4 separate regions of the Homo sapiens genome follow, and all the other regions are linked to region 2. A link is a contact called in ENCODE Hi-C or POLR2A ChIA-PET data. All regions are on one chromosome and are shown on one strand. The core of a region is the stretch at or near the end of the contact, and the rest is flanking DNA. Distances in the headings are between cores, read along the strand shown. Region 1 holds the start of CCDC42 (coiled-coil domain containing 42). Region 2 holds the start of TMEM107 (transmembrane protein 107). Region 3 holds the start of FXR2 (FMR1 autosomal homolog 2). Region 4 holds the start of EIF5A (eukaryotic translation initiation factor 5A).

The links. Hi-C counts contacts between places; a loop is a spot of excess contacts on that map. ChIA-PET counts read pairs that join two places held with the same protein, here RNA polymerase II (POLR2A). Pooled maps may share reads with other maps.
Region 1: a pooled map shows a loop between it and region 2 (7-fold over the local background). The contact joins the promoter of CCDC42 here to the promoter of TMEM107 in region 2. A Hi-C loop is called at or near these places in 7 of 50 pooled maps.
Region 3: a pooled map shows a loop between it and region 2 (9-fold over the local background). The contact joins the promoter of FXR2 here to the promoter of TMEM107 in region 2. A Hi-C loop is called at or near these places in 6 of 50 pooled maps. POLR2A ChIA-PET finds 5 or more read pairs at or near these places in 4 of 52 experiments (GM12878, HepG2, Panc1 and 1 more).
Region 4: a pooled map shows a loop between it and region 2 (7-fold over the local background). The contact joins the promoter of EIF5A here to the promoter of TMEM107 in region 2. A Hi-C loop is called at or near these places in 6 of 50 pooled maps. POLR2A ChIA-PET finds 5 or more read pairs at or near these places in 2 of 52 experiments (T-cell and activated CD8-positive, alpha-beta T cell).

The regions. Positions count from the first base shown.
Region 1 is chr17:8,743,477-8,746,992 of GRCh38, forward strand. It overlaps CCDC42 (coiled-coil domain containing 42), which reads right to left and starts at 1,360. Exons shown (of 7, transcript NM_144681.3): 1 at 1,051-1,360; 2 at 603-708; 3 at 150-254. The coding sequence starts at 1,133. LOC105371529 (a long non-coding RNA gene) reads left to right here and starts at 1,450. Exons shown (of 3, transcript XR_934217.4): 1 at 1,450-1,555; 2 at 3,009-3,149. RefSeq lists enhancers at 1,793-2,012, 2,073-2,182 and a silencer at 2,403-2,672.
Region 2 is chr17:8,174,749-8,178,157 of GRCh38, forward strand. It overlaps TMEM107 (transmembrane protein 107), which reads right to left and starts at 1,632. Exons shown (of 5, transcript NM_183065.4): 1 at 1,452-1,632; 2 at 1,211-1,278; 3 at 1,009-1,109. The coding sequence starts at 1,538. LOC105371520 (a long non-coding RNA gene) reads left to right here. Exons shown (of 4, transcript NR_188261.1): 2 at 28-126. RefSeq lists enhancers at 1,020-1,069, 1,120-1,179, 1,171-1,782, 1,210-1,259, 1,420-1,509 and 3 more.
Region 3 is chr17:7,613,391-7,616,674 of GRCh38, forward strand. It overlaps FXR2 (FMR1 autosomal homolog 2), which reads right to left and starts at 1,507. Exons shown (of 17, transcript NM_004860.4): 1 at 1,062-1,507. The coding sequence starts at 1,142. It also overlaps a transcript of SHBG not described here. RefSeq lists silencers at 1,062-1,591, 1,702-1,751.
Region 4 is chr17:7,306,135-7,309,610 of GRCh38, forward strand. EIF5A (eukaryotic translation initiation factor 5A) reads left to right here and starts at 1,494. Exons shown (of 6, transcript NM_001970.5): 1 at 1,494-1,618. RefSeq lists enhancers at 1-619, 491-790, 620-1,430, 2,661-2,950 and silencers at 1,341-1,450, 1,811-1,980, 2,071-2,190.

The sequences.
Region 1 (3,516 bases), core at 110-2,609, 570 kb after region 2:
CCTAGGGACATGCCAGGCAATGTTGGAGCACTAAGGATGCTTTTTAACTCAGGGCGAGGAGTCAGCAGAAGCAAGGAGGAGGAGTGCAGTTTGCCCACCTGCGGACTATGGATCCCCTGGCCACTGCGGCCGCCCACACCCCTTCAAACCTGGATGAACTGCTCAGACTTCTGGATGTGAGCCTTCAGTTGGGCTTCCTTAACGCCCAGTTCCTCCCAGCGCAGGTTCAGGGTTTCCATTCTGCGCTGAAACATCTTTGGGGTGGGGGTGGGAGAGCAGAGAGGTCAGGAGGGCTCCTGACATGAGTACCAAGGAAGACCCCAGCATCCCTGCCCCAGAGGCTCCATCCCCAGGCCCAAGAGGGTCCATAGGAGCCTCCCACTTTCTACCCCATGCCTGGCCCAGAGCAGAGCATCCCTGGACAGTGGTACCCCCAAGACCCAGATCCTTTCTGTTCTCCCCAAAGAGACCAGATCACCATAGAGGACTCCTGGCTCTAGCCACCCCACTCAGACAATGGAGGGCTGTCCACAGGCTCTCCCAGAGCCCCAGCCCACCCCCTTCCTTTCCTGCCCCTCTGCACTCCATCCCTGAGTCCCCACCTTCTTCTTCTGCACCATAGTTTGATGCATGATTTCTGTCTCCTTTTTCTTCTCCAGTAGCCAGATGGATGGGGACTCCGACGCCCCCTCAACATTGGGGAGTTTCCTGTCCAAGATGTGAACGCGAGAGGGCTGTGTGTTCTGACATGGGGTAGGCTGGGGCTGGGAGTAACCCGTGGAGACAGATACCCATGGGGAAGCAGAGGGGCCTCTCTCCCTTTCCGAGGGAAAGGGCTGTTGTGTTGAGAAGCATAGAGGGCCATGCAGGAGTGAGCAGGGGGAGGGTGACGGGGTGGAGACCAGCGTGATGAGGTGGACTGGTGCCAAGGTTATTTGGGGCACTGGGTTACAGGAGAGGAGGGGACAGACGGTTGGAAGATGAGGTATGGGGTGGGTGTGAGTGGTCCCAGGCACAGAGGGGTGGGCAAGCCAGGCCTCAGACACTCACTGGAGCATCTGCAGCAGCCGCTCCCCATACTGCAGCCGGAAGTACTCGGCCAGGTCTTCCTCTTCCATGATGCCCAGACTCATGGTGGCAGTGACCTCACGGCCCAGGCAGCTGACTCTTCACAGTGAAATTGTGGGTAGCAGAGCCACAGGTGGCTCAGGGGTGGTGGCTGCACTCTTGTTTCTCCCTTCGGCCTACAGGGTCCCACAGATGATGGAGTTTGAGACTCCACAGAAGGTGGCTGGAGACAGGTTGGGCGGCTCAGGACGATGTGCTGGGGCAGTTATGGGAGATGTGGTTACCTAGCAACAGGCTGCCTGGTTCTGTGGCCGGCACGTGGAGTCCAGGCGCTGCCCTCTGCCCCCTGCCCCCTGCCCCCATTGGTCCTCCCCTTGCTGGGGTCCTGCTCTCTGCTCCTGCCCTTTGCCCTCAGGAACTTCTGGGAAGGCATTAGGCCTGGTTAGATGCTGGTTGCCATGGAGCCCAGGGCCAGAGGCAGTTTCTGGTGAGTGTGGCTGAGAAGGGGCATCGGGTGGAGGAGCGGCCTTGTGCGGGCGCCCTGCTCTTAGGGCCTCCCTGGGGTTCAGGTGTGGGTGAGGGTGAGGGAGGGGCCGGGCCTTGGTGAAGAAGAGCAGAGAAAGAAAGGAGGTGCTTAGCGGCGGCAGGGGTGGAGTCGCGAGGAGGCGCGAGGTTAGAAACCAGGCGGCGGGCCCAGCACGCGGTGGGGCCGGGTGGGGAAGGGGGGACGGGCGGGGGGTGCGCGGGGACAGGCACAGGAGGAGGGCCCAGGCCAGGCCCCTCAGAAGAAGAGACTCGGGGCCTGCGCCAGTTTTTTGTTTTGTTTTGGTTTTGGTTTTGGTTTTGGTTTTTTTTTGAGACGGAGTCTCGCTCTGTCGCCCAGGCTGGAGTGCAATGGCGGGATCTCAGCTCACTGCAACCTCTGCCTCCCGGGTTCAAGCGATTCTCTTGCCTCAGCCTCTCGAGTAGCTGGGACTACAAGCGCCTGCCACAACACCCGGCTAATTTTTGTACTTTTGGTAGAGATGGGGTTTCTCCATGTTGGCTAGGCTGGTCTCGAACTCCTGACCTCAGGTGATCCACCCGCCTCCGCCTCCCAAAGTGCCGGGATTACAGGCATGAGCCACCGCGCCCGGCCCTGCGCGTTTTTGTTTGCATAAACTTAAAACGGGAAGAAATGTCAAAACACGGTAACGGAAATGACCCTATTTAAAATGTTGACTCCGTGGTGGCCGCCTTCCTTGATCCCGTCAGGCTGCGTGCATTAACTCATCTGGCTGGAGGTCGGACGTCTTCGCGTGGGACGGCGGGTGTGCGGAGGGCGCCCTGGGGTCTCCGGCTGGACTCTGGCCGGGACCTTGAGCTCGCTCCCGCCAGGCGCAGGCTCCCTCTTCTCTCTGCCTCCCTCCCTCCCACGCCCGCTACTGCCGCCACGCCCGCCACACCGCCCGTTCCGCTTCTCTCTGTCTGGGAGGGGGAGCGGGGTGGGGTGCGTGGGTTGTGGTGGGCTAGGGGTCTCGGGCGGGGGCGTGTCCCGAGCGCGGCCAGTCCGCCCCGCCGCATTGCCGGTCGTCTGGCGCCCCCTGCTGGCCGTCTGCCGCGCCCTCCATCCCGGCCCACCCCAGCCCTGCTCCCCTCCCACGCTCCGCCGGAGCCTCCCCTCCAGAGCGGACCATCACACACACCTGTCGCTTCCACCTAGTCCGGTGGGCTCAGCAGAGAAAGCAAGACAGTCCCTACCCCACGCAGAACACACCCACACAATGGCCACCCCAACCCTAAACAAGAGGTGGTTCTCCACCGGAGCCCCGGAGGAACACGCCCAGCAGGGCGACAATAAGACCGCCAAGAACGATTCAAGCTCCTCGGAGGGGCATGTTTCCTTGTTTATCCACAGAGGCTGGCACAGTCAATCTGGGCTTCCCCTCCCTTTCTTTAAGGTCGTGCCTAGGAGCTGTGCAACGCCAGCCCTTGAGGAGGAAGCCATCTGTTTCTGGAATCACCCTCCCCGCCACGTATATGAGACATATCCTTGATTGTCCGTGAAATCAGGTGGTCCAGGGCCAGGTTGGTCCATAGAGGTAGGTGTAAGACATCCTCTGCTCCTGCCCAAGGGTCTCCTCGTATCTGGAAGCTCTTTCTGCTGCTTGGTTTGGTACCTATCATGGGAGTTTTCGTGATCCTTGCACACCACCATCCCTCTCTGGAGTCTCACTGCCCTCCCAGGGACCCTGAGCAAGACGCAGGGCTGTCTCGGATTTACAGAGGTCTGTCCTATCCCCATCTTTTCCCTTCCCTTCCCTTCCCTTCCCTTCCCTTCCCTTCCCTTCCCTCCCCTCCCCTCTCCTGAGGATATAAAATAACTGAATAGACTTACAAAATGTCTAAATGATGGTTCAGTATGGTAAAGCTGTAAATTCCATCCAAATGAATTTAGGAATTTAATGC
Region 2 (3,409 bases), core at 382-2,881:
TCAGCAGCTCTGACTTCTGAATTTTAGGACAGTCATGTGAGGAGAGACCAGAAGTGACTGCACAGATCGGACCTCAGGCTACCCTACCCCTTATCTGTGGGCCAGCCTGGATCCTTCAGATGAGAGGTAAGAGTAGGCTCTCCTTCTGCTATGCCACAAAGGAGTGCTGACAGCGACTTAATATGCGCTGGAATCAGCCTCCAGTGTCCTGGTCCTCCTGGTCCACAATTCTCTGACCCATGTGCCTCATCTCCTTTGCCTCTTCTGAGTTCCCAGTGCTCGCTTCCGTTGCCTCTTCTGAGTTCCCATTGTGCTTTATATCTTTTGTTTGTTTTTTGACAGAGTCTTGCTCTGTTGCCCTGGCTGGAGTGCAGTGGCACGATCTCAGCTCACTGCAACCTCTGCCTCCCGGGTTCAAGCAATTCTCCTTCCTCAGTCTCCTGAGTAGCTGGGATTACAGGAGTGCGCCGCCACGCCCGACTAATTTTTGTATTTTTAGTAGAGACGGGGGTTTCACCATGTTGGTCAGGCCGGTCTCGAACTCCTGACCTCAGGTGGTCCACCTGCCTCGGCCTCCCAAAGTGCTGGGATTACATGCGTGAGCCATCGCGCCCTGCCTGTGCTTTCTATCTTCACACACTTCTATAGCACAGTGCTTATCACACTGAATTACAGATTTGTATCTACCTCCTCCTCATTGTAAAAAGAAACGGTGGGGTTTTTATTATTCCTATTATTTTTGTAGACTTGGGTTCTCACTATGTTGCCTCCTGCCTGCGCCTCCCACAGTGCTGGGATTACAGACGTGAGCCAACATGCCTGGCCAAAAACTGTATTTTACTCTCATTTTGGGATTTTAAGTGCCTAGTAAACAGCAGGATTTAGCACATCGTTGAAGATCTTTGAACTGGAAGGATTGGCTACAGCAGACACTATTGTGTCAGGTGGCTGAAGGGAGTCCTGATAGAAGTGGGTCGTGTGGGAAAGGTGGGCAGGCAGAAAGGATACAGATGAGGCTCTGGGTGCTGTTGAACATGGAGACTCCTGAGAGGAAACCGGCCAGCTCCACTGCAAAGAGGCCCAGGGTGACAGAGAGCGCGGCCACCAGCCTGCAGAGAGGAAGTGGACTGGCCCAGGCCTTTGGACTTATTCTAAGACCCCTCCACTCCCACCACCTCTTCGTTCTGGCCACCCCGTCCCAAGAGCTCACTGAATGTCCTGCTTGTCATACTCCTCGGGGGTGAACGTGAGAGGCAGGCAGGCCTGTATGTTGCTGTCCTGGGAGCAGGGCACAGGAAGAGAAGTGAAAAAGGGGCAGGCTGCAGGGCAGGCCTGGGGGCGGCGGGAAACAAGAAAACCCAAGAGGGTAAGACACTGGGAGGGGGCAGGGTAGGACTAGGACCACTCAGAGATGGGAATGGGGACGGATTGAGTGCAGCCGTGGGTCTTACCCGGGACCAGAATAAGGTGATGACGACCACCAGATGCGCCAGGAGCGTCAGGAAGCGAGAGGGCACAAGCCCTGAGACCCGGCCCATGGCCCTCGGGGACAAGGGCGGCGGTCTCTGAGGCTGGAAGTTCAGAGACAGCGACTCCTGAAGTCTCCCCGCAAGCCGACAAATCTAGACGAACGCCTCCTTCCCGCCCGCTCAGGCACCGCCCAGTTGCCTTGGTAACCGTGTACGCGGGCTCGGCGCCGCGTTCTCGGAAATCCTCGCGAGCAGTACATTCTCCGGCTGCTGCGGGTCTCTCAGGGCCAGCGAAGGTCAGGGGTACCCGAAGGCGCTTCTAACCTAACGGCTGGGTACCCGCGCGCAGCCAGGCCCTTTGTTCCTCAGAGGGTGCGAGGTGGCACAGCCCCGCAGCGCCCGATCTGCCCACGCAGGGCGGATGAACGGAAACCCACCCTGGCCTAGCTTGGGGACACCAATGCTTCTGCTGTTGCCCACGCCGGGAGCGGCCCCCAGCCCCAGCTACGCTGCCCAGTTGTGGATCACTTGAGACCGCTGCCACCACCACGCCGGGCTGAGTTCCCCGCCATGCCGAAGACTCAGACCCGCTCCCCTTCCCCTCCTCTGCATGCCTTTAGCTTCCCACCAAGCTGGGCCTGAGAAACAAGGGACCCGAACCTGGAGAGGCCGGTGTTCCTGGACTGCTCTGCAGTCACAGATTGTCACGGAGCCCCTGGTTGTCTGAGGACCCCAGGCCTGAACCTTCCTTGAGGAAGACTGATTTCTTTCAGACTACTTTGCTCAGTTTGGTGAGGGATTTGCAGAGTGCAAAAAATGGCCAGCGTCCTTAAACTAGCATGGGGATAAGAGCAGAGCAAGGTGGCTGGAAAGAGTGGGAGTGGACGAAGGGAATGGGACAGTCCCTGCGTCTCTGGGAGGCTTGGAGCCGGCTGGAAGGGAAACTCAACTCAGATTTCTTTGTCCCTTGGAGGTGCTGGGCCTCCGACATTGCCCAGCTACAGTCCAAGAAGCTCTTATCATCGGCGACCTCATGACCTTTGGGCCTCAGCGCAGGTCCCTGCAGATCTGAAAGTTCTTTAATTGCTGAGTCAAGTCCCATCCTCAAGGAACCTCCCGGCCCATCTCCCAGGAGAACAATCTCTTCCTACTCCCCACTCCCCATCTCAGTGCTTTTAGCCAGCCTAAACTACAAGCCCAAGAGGCATTTCTCATTCCTTCAACAAATATTTGTATATGTTTATTGATTACCTAGTAAGGGTATTCTAGTCAGGGAGATCAACAACAGACATGCAAACAAATAAATCCGTAAGATAATAGGCGCTACAAACAGGGAAAAGCGGGCTGTGCACTGTGGCTCACACCTGTAATCCCAGCGCTTTAGGAGGCCTAGGAGGGCGGATCACCTGAGGTCAGGAGCTCGAGACCAGACTGACCAACATGCTGAAACCCTGTCTCCACTAAAAATACAAAATTAGCCGGGCGTGGTGGCGCGTGCCTGTAATCCCAGCTATTCGGGAGGCTGAGGCATGGGAATCGCTTGAACCCAGGAGGTGGAGGTTGCAGTGAGCCGAGATCGCGCCATTGCACTCCAGCCTCTGCAACAAGAGCGCAACTCCGTCTCCAAAAAAAAAAGAAACGCTAGAATTATAATTCTATAAAAATAGGGCATTTATAATTCTATTAAAATAGAGCATTTATTTTGTTTTATTTTATTTATTTACTTTTTCTGAGACGGAGTCTCGCTCTGTCTCCCAGGCTGGAGTGCAGTGGCGCAATTTCGGCTCACTGCAAGCTCGGCCTCCCGGGTTCACGCCATTCTCCCGTCTCAGCCTCCTGAGTAGCTGGGACTACAGGCGCTCGCCACCATGCCCGGCTAATTTTTTGTGTTTTTAGGAGAGACGGAGTTTCACTGTGTTAGCCAGGATGGTCTCGATCTC
Region 3 (3,284 bases), core at 257-2,756, 560 kb before region 2:
GGCTCTCTCTGGCTTAATCTAAATGGGAAAAAAATGTCCTAGAAAATAGATTCAGAGCAGATAAGGAAGGTGGTATTATAAGGAGTTCTAAGGAACCAAATCCTGGGCAAAGGGGGAGGTGAAATAAGGAAGGGTCTTTGAAAGATGATCCCGTCTTCCAAAAAAGGTTGTCAGATTCCCGAACTGGGATAGTTGGCCAAGAGTCTTCAAGAAGTGGAAATCTTAAGATAAACAGAAGGGAACCTCATAAGCTTCCTTTCAGAGATCCTTTTAGAGATTATGACTATGAAGCTTACATGCCTCAAGACGAAGAAACTATATGAATGACCTGAAGGTATCTGAGGTCTAAGTGAGACCTCAAATCCATTCCTGAGTAGAATGGTAGAGCAGTGGGTCTTGAGATCAAGGTGTGGTGGGGAGAGAGACTTGCGAAAGATGCCACCTTATGGCTGGCTGGGAAGCAACTTGACTGATCCAACCCAGGGTTCCTGAGGTCAAAGATGCCAAACGTCGTAAATGGATCTGACCATTTCTCCTTGGCTTGGGAACCGGAATATAAGATGAAAGTGGGGTGAGTGTTCCAGAGCCAGTAGGCAGAGGCCTCTCTGAGGAAGATGAAAGGATCTTTTACGGGACAGAGGGCCTTCCCAAAGGGACCGTGTGGAAGAAAGACAATTCTCCATGTGCTTGGATCGTGGGGAAGATGTGATTAAGGTCTAAGGTATGTCTTCCACCAGACAACGGACACAGTCAATTAGAAGCTGGGTAAAGGGGTCTCTCCTGCGGAGCGGGGAGCGCCAAGCCAGGGACAATAATGGCCTGAAGTTCATTCTCCCGGAGATGGGGGTAGAAGCAGGTGCAGGTGCCTTAGAGGGGTCAAAAATAAGAGGAACAGGGTTCACTCTAAGCGGTCTCCCAGGGAAGGCTGCGGGTTGGAGCAAGGGTCCAAGATTCTAAGGGCCAGGACTCAGCTCCAGAAGCTCGATCCCGCCCCACGCGTTCCTGCTCCGGCCAGGGGAGGGGGCTAAGGACCGGCGTCCCCAGTCGGCGCGCCGTCTCACCTTGTAGAAGGCCCCGTTGGAGCCGCGCACCTCGACGGGCAGTCCCGGCTCCACATCCCCCCCAGAGGCCAGGCCGCCCATGGCGCCGCCACCGCCTCCGACTCCCCCGGCGGCGGCTGCAGCAGCAGTCTGAGTGCGGGCCGGGCCAGGCCCCCGGCGTCTCCCCGGAGGAGGAGCCGGAGGGGGAGCCGCGGGGGGCGGGAGCCGGGCCGGCCCCACGGCGGCCCTGCCACAGCCAACGAGCAGGGGGCCGGGGCCGGGCCGCTCCCCGTCCGCCGCCGCCGCCTTGGTCTCCGCCACCGTGAGGGAAACGGCCGCCGCCGCCGCTGCCTTCGTCACCTCAGCTTCCGCCCGCCGCCGCCCCCGCTGCTGCCTCAGTCCCGGGACCCGCTGCTGCCGCTGCCGCTCCACAGCCTCCACCTCCCCCTGCCACCGCCGCCTACTGCGCAGGCGCACCGGGCACCCGCCCGCTGCGCGCGGGGCCCCGAGGGCCACCGCGCAGGCGTCAAGGTTAGAGCCCCAGCTAGCGCCAGCTAGCGCATCGGGGCTTCCACATTCCCTTTCACTCTCTCACTCCCCCTCCTGGTCGCTTGCTAGCGCTTGCGCAGAACAAGATTAGCCTTCTTTCTTCACCGCTCCACCGCCCAGCCACCCCGTCTCTTCCTTTCCCCGCCCCACAACACTGAGAACCAACCAATCAGGGGGAGGGAGGGGCCGGGCTCGCTCAGTCCGATTGGGCGGCGTCCGCACAGTCACACAGCGCTCAGGCCACACCCACTCCGCCGCCGCTGGCCCCACCGGGCTTGGACAAGTTAGGGATGGGCATGCGCCTGAACGACTGCTTGGTCACTTTCCCCACCTTTGTCTTTCTTGGTGCGCACGCTCCAAAAAGAAAAAAAAAAGAAGAGGAGTCGCCGCAAGGAAAAAGGTGCTTGGTGCGCACGCGCTGAGCTTTACCCTCTTCGCGTATGCATCGCCGATATTTTAAGAATCTGTAACTCTCTACTGTAGTAGATTTAACAGTCATGGCTCTTACCTTGAAGAGATTGTGATACAATGAAAGTTTTGGCCGGGCGCGGTGGCTCACGCCTGTAATCCCAGCGCTCTGGGAGGCCGAGGCAGGTGGATCACCTGAGGTCCTCGGATCACCTGAGGTCAGGGGTTCGAGACCAGCGTGGCCAAAATGGTGAAACCCACCCCCCCCCCCACCCCGCATCTAATAAAATACAAAAATTAGCCGGGCGTGGTGACACGCGCCTGTAATCCCAGATACTCGGGAGGCTGAGGCAGGAGACTACCTTGAACCTGGGAGGCAGAAGTTGCAGTGAGCCAAGATCGCACCATTGCACTCCAGCCTGGGCGACAGAGCAAGACTCAGTCTCAAAAAAAAAAAAAAAAGAAAGAAAGAATAGAAAGAAAGCTTTAAGAATAGTTTCAGACGGGCGCTGTGGCTCACTCCTGTAATCCCAGCACTTTAGGAGGCTCAGGCGGTGGATCACTTGAGCCCAAAAGTTTGACACCAGCCTCAACAGGGCGAAACCCTGTTTCTACTAAAAATACAAAAATTAGGACGGGCGCGGTGGCTCAGGCCTGTAATCCCAGCACTTTGGGAGGCCGAGATCACGGGCGGGCGGATCACGAGGTCAGGAGATGGAGACCATTCTGGCCAACATGGTGAAACCTCGTCTCTACTAAAATACAAAAAATTAGCCGTGGTAGTTCCAGCTACTCGGAAGGAGTCCCAGCTACTCAGGAGGCTGAGGCAGGAGAATCGCTTGAACCTAGGAAGGTGGAGGTTGCAGTGAGTGGATATCATGCCACCACACTCCAGCCTGGGCAATGAGTGAAATTTCTTCTTTAAAAATAATAATAATGGCAGGGCGCGGTGGCTCATGCCTATAATCCCAACACTTTGGGAGGCCGAGACGGGCGGATCACGAGGTCAGGAGATCGAGACCATCCTGGCTAACACGGTGAAACCCCATCTCAACTAAAAATACAAAAAAAAAAAAAAAAAAAAAAAATTAGCTGGGCGTGGTGGCGGGCGCCTGTAGTCCCAGCTACTCGGGAGGCTGAGGCAGGAGAATGGCGTGAACCCAGGAGGCGGAGGTTGCAGTGAGCGGAGATCGTGCCACTGCACTCCAGCTGGGGCGACAGAGCGAGACTCCATCTCAACAACAACAACAACAAATAATAATAATAGTGGCCCGGCGCGGTGGCTCA
Region 4 (3,476 bases), core at 244-2,743, 870 kb before region 2:
TCTCCTAGGCTGGAGTGCAGTGGTGCGATGTCGGCTAACTGCAACCTCCGCCTCCTGGGTTCAAGCGATTCTCCTGCCTCTGCCTCCCGAGTAGCTGGTACAGGCGCCCACCTCCACGCCCGGCTAATTTTTTTGTATTTTCAGTAGAGACGGGGGTTTCACTACGTTGGCCAGGCTGGTCTTGAACTCCTGACCTTGTGATCCGCCCGCCTCGGCCTCCCAAAGTGCTGGGATTACAGGCGTGAGCCACCGCTCCCGGCCTACCACTATTTTATTTTATTTATGTATTATTTATTTATGTTTTTGAGACTTGAGTTTCGCTCTTGTTACCCAGGCTGGAGTGCAATGGCGCAATCTCGGCTCACGGCAACCTCCACAGGAGAAGCGATTCTCCTGTCCCAGCCTCCCGAGTAGCTGGGATTACAGGCATGCGCCGCCACGCCCGGCTAATTTTGTATTTTTAGTAGAGACGGGGTTTCTCCATGTTGGTCAGGCTGGTCTCGAACTCCCGACCTCAGGTGATCCGCCCGCCTCGGCCTCCCAGAGTGCTGAGATTACAGGTGTCAGCCACCGCGCCCGGCCCACCACTCATTTTTATAGACAATTTTTTCTAAGGGACCTCGTAGACAATACTTTGGGGAACCGCAGAGCACAGTTGGGGAAAACACAGTAATACCATCTAAGTTTCTTTACTGAGGACCTCAGAGCCGAATGGCCTCTATGGATGCCATAGAGACCAATACGGACTGAGGGTTTAAAGAAGATGGTGTCCGCCGCAGGACCGCTCTATCTTCTCGGGTGAACTCTATGGCAGAGCATAGGCATTCGATTTAGAGAAGTGAAGCCGAGATGGGTGGGAACCCGACCACACTAGCGCGCTAGAAGAGTGGGGCGGAAAGACATCTCCCGCGCATGTGTGGAACTGGGGGGACTGATTCCAAGACAAGGCGCCCACCCCACAGAGCAAGTTTTCTGAAACGTGTGAGTCGTTTAAGTCCAGTTAAAGCCGAGGTGGGGCGTATCCTGAGACGCATGCGTTCTAGACGAGACAAGTGATCTAGCGGCGTGGTCTTTTCAACGCCTGGCGTACTGACGGCGTCTGAGGTGGAAGGGGTTGTTTAGGATTCCGAACACGCATGCGTTCTGAGACCCAGGCGTTTCCTTTAGAGGGTGTGGAGTGCAGGGCTCCTTATTGCGCAGGCGCAAGGACTGCCCGGTAGGACGAGCGGTCTATCAAGGGGAGGGAAGATGAGGTTGAAGAGATTAAAAAACCGGGTGCGCCTGCGCGTTGCAGATTAGTTGAAAACGCTCAGGGTTTGTGAGGGGCGGGGTCACGTATGCGCGTCATTGGACGGGTCGGTGGGAGGGAGGGTGGAGATGGGTAGGGTGTGTGCGCTTGCGCAGTGCGGGGGTGGAGGGCGGAGGAGATAGATAGCACGCTTGCGCGGCTGTCATAGGGCTGCTTGGTTGGTCAGTGGGGAGTCGGCGCCTGCGTACTAAGACCCGTGTGCAGCAGCGGCGGCGGCGGTAGAGGCGGCGGCGGCGGCGGCAGCGGGCTCGGAGGCAGCGGTTGGGCTCGCGGCGAGCGGACGGGGTCGAGTCAGTGCGTTCGCGCGAGGTGAGAGCGGGCAGGGCGCGTGTGCGCGGTACCTTGGCTTGGGCCCGGGAGAAGATGGAACTGCGCGGGGGTCGGGGAGGGGGCAGAGGGGAGCGGCGGCCGCCGCCGCACGGGTTCGGCCAGAGAGCGGCGCGAGGTGAGGAGAGGCGCGGGCGCGCGCCCCGGTTGGCGCGCGGGGTGACGGTTGGGGTTGGCCCGGTGACGTTGGAGCGACGCAGGGCGGGGGACGGCGAGCCGCGAGGCAGCCACGCGGGAGAGGCCGCCAGGCGGCCACGCCGGGGCGAGGGCCAGGGGCCAGATCGGCCCACCGGGGCAAGGGTACCTGGGCCGTTGAGGACCCGGCTCAGCGCGGCCACGTGAGGTGGGGGAGGGGGCTATTCGGTGAGAGGGCATGATGGGGGGGGTTGGCGGACGGCCGGGGGGAGGGGAGGCGGCGTGGCTCCGGCCTGGCGCAGTCTCTGAGGAGGGGGCGGCCGCGGCACCGGAAGTGCCCCCCACGGGAGGCTGCCCTCGGGGTCGCAGGCCGCATGGCCAAGCGTGGACCGGGGCCGCATGGCAGCGCGGGGACCCCTCCCCCCAGGTCCCGGCCACCGGAAGCCCGGAACGGCCACATGGTCGGCAGGAGCCGGCAGCCCCTAGCGCGGGGAGCTAGTCCTCGCGGGGGTTCCGAGGGGGCCTGAGATTTTGAGGAGTGGAAGCCGGAGGCTCGGGTCCTAATCACCCCGGAGGGCCTGCTGCAGGCATATGTTAGCGCTTCCCAACCTCAAGGGCCCCAGGAGCTTTCCTGAAAAACCCTCCTGTGAAGTGTGGCGGTCAGCCAGGTGTAAGTGGCACCCCTTCGAGCTGGGAGGCCGGAGAAATGGGGAAACAGGGCGTTTGGACAGGAGCCCAACTTTTCTGTCGGCCTGGGTGGACAGCGCCTAAAAGCCTCAGGCAGATGAGTTTCCCACCGTGATAGGCGTTCTTCACCTTGTCACTGTCTTCCTGTTGTAACTGGTTTGGGAGTTCCACGGTTTCGAAGTCCTTAACTCTACTAGCCTAGTATGATTTTCTACTACTCACTACTACCAACCTTTTGCTTTCATTTTATTGTCATTCACCACCCCCCACCTCTCCCACTTTCTACTGACTGTACTGGCCCGGCCTGAAAAGCCGACAGGACAGATGCATCCTGGGAAAAGTGGGAGGGCCTTCCAGGAGAGGCTGGGTTCCTGGGTTCTCTTTGGGAACCAAGATCGAGGTGTTTGGCAGGGGGATCATTTCGGAAACAACTTTGCTTTCTCCCCCTTGGCTTGTTGCAAGTGCATGTTGGCGAGGCGGGAATCCCCCAAAGAGGCCTTGTGGTTTCCTGTAGCAGTGACTGGTTTGTGTGTGGATGGGGGGGGGCAGTGTAACAGATGGGTGGGGCCTTGTCCTCCGGTCTCCACCCTCCCCCCCCCCAATTAGCCCTGCCCTTTTGCTGGATCATAGCTGCTCACCTAATTATAGCCCTGGCTATATGTGGGGAAGAGGGGTGGTTGGTTTCAGTGGCAAGTAACACCTGAGTCCTCCCCACTCCCAGGAAGTAGGCCTTTTCTCATCTCTGAGATTTGACATTCCAGCTCCCTAGAGCCTTCCTTTCCCAAGCCACCACTTTAGCTTTGATTTATGGGGGAGAAACCAGCTATTCCACCCTCCCATACACACACCAGTTCTTGAGTATATTTGAGCCCAGTCAGTATTTTAAGTTCAGGAACTTTGACTTTATTTTAGGTGGGTAATGGAATAAAGAGTTGGGAAAATGTTTCTGGAGAGAAATGGGATAGATTGGAGGTCCTGTTGACCTCCATGCTTATTCACTTCAGTTCTCTTCTTGGCT